3 separate regions of the Mus musculus genome follow, and all the other regions are linked to region 1. A link is a loop called in an ENCODE intact Hi-C map of the cell type or tissue named here. Cell type or tissue: gastrocnemius. All regions are shown on one strand.

The links. Hi-C counts contacts between places; a loop is a spot of excess contacts. Peaks named below come from ENCODE experiments on the same cell type or tissue, not always from the same donor. Only the 100,000 strongest peaks of a DNase experiment are listed, where the experiment ranks them.
Region 2: a loop joins it to region 1, with 3 times the contacts of the local background. A loop is called at or near these places in 13 of 42 quality-filtered maps.
Region 3: it touches region 1 in a loop (8-fold over the local background); 3 of 42 quality-filtered maps call a loop at or near these places.

Annotation. Positions count from the first base shown.
Region 1 is chr8:125,011,920-125,014,419 of GRCm38, forward strand. It overlaps Tsnax (translin-associated factor X), which reads left to right and starts at 1,122. Exons shown (of 6, transcript NM_016909.3): 1 at 1,122-1,293; 2 at 1,591-1,695. The coding sequence starts at 1,278. In gastrocnemius, a CTCF peak has its summit at 1,062; a DNase peak (open chromatin) is centred at 1,036; H3K4me3 peaks cover 1,780 bases; H3K27ac peaks cover 1,491 bases.
Region 2 is chr8:124,895,452-124,897,951 of GRCm38, forward strand. It overlaps Exoc8 (exocyst complex component 8), which reads right to left and starts at 2,254. Exons shown (of 1, transcript NM_198103.2): 1 at 1-2,254. The coding sequence starts at 2,175. The coding sequence ends at 25. It overlaps Sprtn (SprT-like N-terminal domain), which reads left to right and starts at 2,443. Exons shown (of 5, transcript NM_001111141.2): 1 at 2,443-2,500. In gastrocnemius, CTCF peaks have their summits at 1,311 and 1,518; DNase peaks (open chromatin) are centred at 1,417 and 2,350; H3K4me3 peaks cover 2,152 bases; H3K27ac peaks cover 1,924 bases.
Region 3 is chr8:124,862,005-124,864,504 of GRCm38, forward strand. It overlaps 2810004N23Rik (RIKEN cDNA 2810004N23 gene), which reads right to left and starts at 1,025. Exons shown (of 7, transcript NM_025615.2): 1 at 881-1,025. The coding sequence starts at 968. It overlaps Gnpat (glyceronephosphate O-acyltransferase), which reads left to right and starts at 1,029. Exons shown (of 16, transcript NM_010322.3): 1 at 1,029-1,308. The coding sequence starts at 1,234. In gastrocnemius, a CTCF peak has its summit at 1,155; a DNase peak (open chromatin) is centred at 1,051; H3K4me3 peaks cover 2,304 bases; H3K27ac peaks cover 2,209 bases.

The sequences.
Region 1 (2,500 bases):
CCATCCCTGGGCTAGTGGTCCTGGGTTCTATAAGAAAGCAGGCTTAGCAAGTCAGAGGAAGCAAGCCAGTAAGAAACACCCCTCCATGGCCTCTACATCAGCTCCTGCCTCCAAGTTCCTTCCTGTGTGAGTCCCTGTCCTGATTTCCTTTGGCATGAATAACGATGTGGAAGTATAAGCTGAATAAACCCTTTCCTCCCCAACTTATTGGTCATGTTTTGTGCAGGAATACAAACGCTAAGACAACTGGTGAATGTGGGCTCAGAAGTCACAGAAATTCAAGATGGTTATGTGTCCAACATTCATCCATTGTTGTTCCCCCACAGCCTTTTCATGCAGGACTCTGCCCAAACCATCTAGCTTTTTGCTGATTCAATGGTGACAGCTTATGGCCTGATTTTTGAGCTGGGAGACCCTCCTGTGATGCTGTTGTGGCCTTGACTTCACTGGCTAATTCTACGTATATCATTTCCATAAGTGTGTCTGTTCCTAAGTTAACAAGAACAGACTGTGTGACTAAAATGTCTGTAACATGCACATGGCTGAACTTGACTCAAGATGTTGGGCTTTGTTCAATAAGTAATCTTAATTGAGCATGGTCTCTAATGGGCTGCTGGAAGCCTCAAAGGAATGGTACTAGCTAGGTGAGGTAGCATGTGCTCAAACAACAGCCTTAGGGCTTGACAATGTGACCAAACTTTCCATCTATTCCAAAGCTGCTTCTCTTCGAAGACCTTGCGACACTTCCAGGTGCCACGCACCCAGCACATGCCAAGGGCATGCATGGACGCAGGAGGCTGCTCAGAGAGGCGAGGGGACAGGAGGCCGCTGCCCGCGACAGGACTACACAGCTCAGGTAGGCACTCAACGGCTTGCACCACAACCTGGCACACCGGAAGCATGCGCGACTGAGAGAGAGCGCCGGGTAGGCACTTGGACGTGGGAGAAGCCGGGACACAGACCGGAAGTATGTGCAGCACAGGGAGCGCGCCGGGAGCCCGGCCGGAAACGTGCGCTGCTGCAGGAGCGCGCCCGCCCGCATGCCCGCCCAGGCGGTGTGGGACACGGGCCGGAAGTGTGTGCGGCCGAGGGGACTCCGCGGCGGACGCAGCTCCCGGCTGAGGCTGCGTGAAGGATCCGCTTCCGGCGGCCGCCTACTGCGACCAGGGTGGTGTGCGCTGTCACCCACGGGCTCAGCGCGGCGTCCCGCGACGGCCTTTCGCTGAGCTGGCCCGGCGGCTGCGATCCCTGCGCGTGCAAGCCGAGGCCCCGCGGCCATGAACGGCAAAGAAGGTGCGGGGCCGGCGCGTGGAGGGGAGGGGCTGGCAGGGCCTGGCCCCTGTGCTCGGCTGTCACCGTGCCATCCATCGCACGCCCCCAGGGGACCCTGCGGACCGACCCAGAGCGCAGCCGGGTGCCTGGGGTCTCAAGCCGCGTTTTGTGCGACCCCTGCACCAGTGCACGAGTTTGGGGACCTGTGTGTGGCTGGAGAGGTCGAGCCCTGTGGGTACCGGGGGACGAAGGGGATAGCCTGGGCTGTGCTAGCGCGGCATCGCAAGGGCTCCATCCATCTCTTCTTTTCTGCCTAAGGACCAGGAGGGTTCAGGAAGAGGAAGCATGACACCTTCCCACATAACCAAAGGAGAGAGGGGAAGGATGCCAGTTTGTCTTCGCCGGTGATGCTGGCCTTCAAATGTAAGTTTCCATTAGGAGAATTAGAACCATAACCGTAACAATCGTGTCGCCGTAGTGTTCGGGTGTGGGGTCGGTTAGGGAGCCTTTAGTCCATGCCGATGTAAGGCTTAGTTTTCCTGAATGTTTCGTGTTGGTGCTAGGTCTGCCCAGAAAAAAAAAAAATCTGTATTCTAAACATTCCGATATCAGGATAACTTGACCAAGTTAATAGAACAAGAATACCAGTGTACATGTATGTACGAGATTCACTAATAGTTCCTGTTCTATGCAGAGTGCTACCTCAAAATAAGTCTTGCCAGTCTAGTAACCAATCTAACACACTCTAAATATAAATATATGTGCTAGTAAATGGTAAGTGTGAAGATGATGTTACATACAGAACAGTTGGTAAGAATGTGGCAGATATTTCCATATTATTTAACATTTAATGCTTTTTATGTGGGACTTTTTACTGTTTACTAATGTTAATATAGGCCACCATAGTCAAGGGCTTTGGGATATAGATGTTTGCCACTTTGCATTTGCTAAAAGTAACGCAAAGTAAAAACTGCTTCATATTTAGGAAGAAAGAATTAGGTTGCACCTTGTAAAGAGAAGGGTCCCAGCTAATGTGTGGACAGTTTTGTTTTTGTTTTTGTGTTTTTTTCTTTTTTGTTTTTGTTTTTTTTTTCGAGACAAGGTTTCTCTGTGTAGCCCTGGCTGTCCTAGAACTCACTCTGTAGACCAGGCTGACCTCGAACTCAGAAATCCACCTGCCTCTGCCTCCCAAGTGTTGGGATTAAAGACGTGCGCCACTCCCCCCCCT
Region 2 (2,500 bases), 120 kb before region 1:
CACACAAAGACACAGAGCAGAGCCTCAGACCACAGAAGTCGTGCTCTCGGGATTCACCCGCAGGAGCCGGGATGCGTTCCGGAGGTCCTGCAGCTGCTTGGCGGGCTTCCCCACACCTTCCTCAAACCTCCTCTCCACCACCGGGAGGACAGTTTCATAGAGAAAGGATGCGTTCTGCCTGATGAAGGCCTTCTTCTCGGGGTCCTGCTCACAGCGCAGGCTGTAGTCCACATGCTGCACAGCCACCAGGATGATTTCTACCAGGCTCTCCAGGAGCACCATGTGGAGCTCAGGGAAGTACAGTTTCAATGCCTCCTCCAGGAAGCCCATAGTCTGCTTGGTGAAGGCTACCACCGTGTAGCTCAAGTTCACCCAGCAGTCATCTCCCGTGTACTGCTCAAAGTTACTGACCCCGCAACTTTTCATCTCCTCCTTGAGCTTGCCCAGGGCCTCAGGAGTCATCAGGTTCATGCGGCGCCACATCTCCTCCGAGTTTCGGTGCTTGGTGGCTTCAATGATAATCTCCTTGTAACTGTGCAGGGCGCCCTGGATGTCCTTCACCAGCAGGGCGTGGATGATGAAGGTGAGGTCCAGCCCAATCTCTCCCAGCTGCTGGCAGTGCTCCTTGGCCACCTTCACACACTCAGCAGCGGTGGACAGGCTCTCCTTGCTGTCAAAAACCTGCTTGCTGAAAGCATCCACGAACATGCCCATGGCCGACCTTGCCCAGACCACAAAGGCAGAGTAGCAGCCACTGTCAGTGCCTGCAAAGTCCGTCTCAAACTCTCTCGCGGTCTCTAGGAGGCTGGTAAAGAAGACGTGGCACAGCTTGTGAATGTAGAGCAGCGTGGCGCCCTCAATCCTGAGCTGGCGGATGGCAGTGTGCACGGCTGCGGCCCTGTTCCTCAGAAACAGCTCGCAAGCCTTCGTGCACTGGCCCAGCCGGATCAGCTGAGACACGGCTCTCCGAGTAGCCTTGGGGCCGCCTCTCAGAGAGCGATCCGGGGAGAGCTCAAACACAAGCACCTCGGTGAGCTGTCGCACTCGTTCGTCCACTTTGGCCCTCAGCTCTTTCACAGGAGGTGGGCTGGGCTTATCTTCCAGGTAGTGATTTAATTTGTCCAGCAAGTCCACGGCACCCTCAAAGTCCCTCTGTGCAATACAAACATCCAAGTCTTCCGGCAGCTCTTGGATCCACTCCATGGAAAGGTCAACCTTTTCCTCCTCCGCCTCAGGGGTGGCCAGTTCTTCATCATCCTCGTCCTCAAACGGGTTGCTGCCCTTGGAAGTGACCGGTGGTGGCGCACGCGGGGCTGCTGCCTCCTCCTGCTCCCGCCTCCTCTTGTCGCTGAGGGCCCTCTTGGTTTCCTCCAGCACTTCCAGCCACTCGCGCTTGATCTTGGCATTTTCCGCCTGGAAGATTCGGCTCTCGGGGAACATGAGAAGCTTGAACATGTCTTTCATGGGCGGATTGTCTTTGACGTTGACCACCGCCAGGCGGTCCAGCGGGTAGAGTGCGTTGTAGCGGTACATGCCTCGCCGTTGTGGCAGCCAGGTGGCCACCAGCAGACAGTCGTTCATGAGGAAGCCGTGCACGCGCTGCAGCTGGGCCATGTGGTCCGCATCGTATTCCACCAGGTCCCCGTTGTACACCAGGTACTGACCTGGCGTCTCCAACAGGTCCCTGCAGCCCTCCACCTTCTCCAGCAGCGTGGTGAGCGTTCGCTGCTTGCCCTCCTCGCCCGTCCCGGAACCCTCTCGAGGGACGCCCGCCGGCCCGGGCAGGAAGCCCGCCTGGACCGCCCCGCGCTCCCGCGGCCCCGCGCCGGCCGTGTCCTCACCCGCAGAGGCGCCCGCGGCGGCGGCGGGCAGCAGTGCCAGCGGGATGCTCTCCAGGCTGCTCTTCTGCTCAGTCAGCAGGTGGCTCAGCTGGTACATTTCGCTCTCCAGGTAGGAGATCTCCCGCGCCGTCTCGATGAACTGCCGGTAGTTCTGGTAGACGTTGCGCTTCAGGTTCTGTGCCGTCTCCTCTGCCAGCGCCTGCACCCGCTGCCGGTGCTCCTGCAGGTCGCGGTCGCCGTCCGACTGCTGCGACAGTTGCTTCACGTACAGCCGCGCCTCGAAGCCCCCCGACTCCAGCTGCCTCCGCAGGCGGCTCGCCCCGCTGTCCGACATGGCTGCCACTCGTCTTGCTCCCGCGGCCCGCAGTGGCTGTTACTCGCCGCCTCCGGGCCCCACCCGAGCCCGGTGGAGAAGGCAGCGGAGGAAGCGGGGCGGGAGCAACACCCAAACGCCTGCGCCGGAGCCGAGCGCTGCATTGCGCCTGTGCCAGAGTCGAGCCGCTCGCACTGCGCCTGCGCCCGGGGCGGAGTGCGGACAATGCGCCTGCGCGGAAACGGCAGCGTCTTAAGGCGCGTGCGCGGACGAGCCAGCACGGAAGTCAGAGGAGGGTCCGGCACGGACCAGACTTGACGTGTGTCGCCGGACCTCAGCGGCTGTC
Region 3 (2,500 bases), 150 kb before region 1:
ATAAAAATGAATAGGTAAAGTCCAGGTAGCTGGGAAGTAACTACCGTAATGAATTCCTGCATGTGTGAATATCAACTGTATCTAGGATTTTAAAAATTAGTCTTAAAACTTGTGAAAGTCAGCCAGGTGGTGGTGGTGGCGGCGGCGCACGACTTTAATCCCAGCACTTGGGAGACAGAGGCAGGCGGATTTCTGAGTTCGAGGCCAGCCTGGTCTACAGAGTGAGTTCCAGGACAGCCAGGGCTACACAGAGAAACCCTGTCTTGAAAAACCAAAAAGAAAAAAAAAAAAAAAACCCAAACAAACAAACTTGTGAAAGTCGGAGGCCAAGTGTTGTCGGTGGACACAAAGAACCTAACACAGCGCAGAATGTGACATCAGGCCCTAGACCTTGAGACTCGAGCTCTTAAGGAGGACCTTTATGAAGATGTGTGTACATATATGGGTTGCTCTGACAGTTAATGAGGGAAACACACAAAAATGCATGTACATGTACACCTGGTACGTTCTTCCAAGTTCTCAGCTTGCTTTTGCTTTTTAATCGTGTAAGTGAGCTTGGAATTTTGAGCAACCGCTCCAAAATAAAAACAATACAGCGTTTGTTACGTGTCTGGTTCTAAAAGTCAGGCAATCAACGTGAGCTCTTCTGCCTGCCAGTGCCTGTCCTTCTGCGAGTGGCCTGCCTTTAGTAACCATCTCTGATTTTATTTTCCTGCACAGTGAGAAGGAGAGCAAAAGGTCGGCCAACAAGTGGGGGAGAAGGTCCCGGAGAGGGTAGCGCTTGCGGACATGGCTCCAGGAGACCACGTGGGCCGTGGTCCCGCCGCCTCGGGATGCGTTTCACTGTCTTTGGCCGCCTCCTCCCAGGAGCTACGCTCACCCAGGTCGTAGAGGGTCCGCAGAACGGCGTCCAGGAGTGCCTCCGAACCAGGAGGCTCAACGGAGTCCGAATCGTGCTCCGCCGCCATGGGAATCAGCACGGAGACCCCCCCAGATCCCGCCCAGTGCCCACCACTTCCGCTTCCGGCGCGGCTTCTGCGCGTGCGTCACGGTCCCTGCGCGGCCTCGGGCCTGGTTAAGATGGCGGTGCCCGGGGTCCCGTGCAGTGGCCGTACGGAGTGCCACTGTCCTGGGCAGACGGGAGCCGCCCCGTGCGAAAGAACCGCCCCCAGCGGCTGCACTACAGCCGTGTAGCAGACCAGCCCAGGCCCCGCCAGGGACGGCAGCCGCGCCATGGACGTTCCTAGCTCCTCCAGCTCCCGATTCTCGGTCGGCTCGGCCAGCCCTAGCAGTGTGCTCCTCTATGCGGTAGGCGCCTGGGAGGACCAAGGCCCAGGGCAACGTCGCGGGAAGGACAGTCCCTCCCCGATCCCTATGTCCCCAGCCCACGACCCTTGCTTGTCTTAAAGAGCGGGTCCTAACCCAGTTGGGTACGTGGCTTGGTATCCACGGCAACCATGTGTCTGCGCCTCGGTTAACGCGTCTGCTTTTACAAGTTTGTATCGATGGCGGTCCCTCTGTCCCTTCTCCCCGTCAGGCCGGGAGCCCCCGCACACAACATGAGGGGAGCATTAGAGTTCTGCCTGTTGAGTAGTAATCTTAGTCCTGACCTAGCCCGAGAAGACTTTTGGGTCTCCACCTCCCGCCTTCTCCCCAGCCCTCTACCTTAAGTATTCCTGAGAGAGAAAAATATTCGGCTACAATATGCGCGTAGAGTTTTTTTTTTTAACTCTTACTTGGAACCTCAGGAAATTACTGTCTTCTATTCGTTATGTTTGCACAAGTTTCTGAGTAGGATACCCATTGCCACTGTTTTCTGTCCAACTTACCTTCTACACTACCCCCTTCCGCCCCCCACTTCCTTCCTCTTCTAGTTTTAACTGGTGGTTTGCCCCGTTTGGTTTCCAACAGAGTGTTGGTCACTTACAATATTCACGAGCAATTATCAAGGTGGAGACTTCGTGTGCTTTCACTCCGTGGGTTTGCACAATTACGGGTGGGGTGGGGTGAGAATTTGCTTATTTTTATGTGTATGAGTGTACCTGCATGTGTGTATGTGCACCACGAGGTGTCTGGTGCATCAGAGGCCAGCTCTGGGAATTGAGTTACAGATTGTGAGCTGCCCCAATGTGGTTGCTGAAGGAATGACCCTTAACCCTTGTGCCATCTCTCCATCCTCGGGGGAGAGTTAAAAAAAATCTTAATTAATTATTTTTGAAACAAGATTTTCTTGGTTTGTTCTCTGGCTTTGGCACTAGCTGTGAAGCCCCAGGCTTTCTGGATCTTGCATTCCTCATGCCCTCACCTCCAGAGAGCTAGGATTATAGTCTACACCACCACTCTTGACAAAAGTGCCTTTCAAAGGGTATTTCCATGCTATGCCAGTAGTTAACACCATTTTCTTTTCTTTCCTTTCCTTTCCTTTCCTTTCCTTTCCTTTTCTTTCTTTCTTTTTTTTTTTTTTCTTTTTGGTTTTTTGAGACAGGGTTTCTCTGTGTAG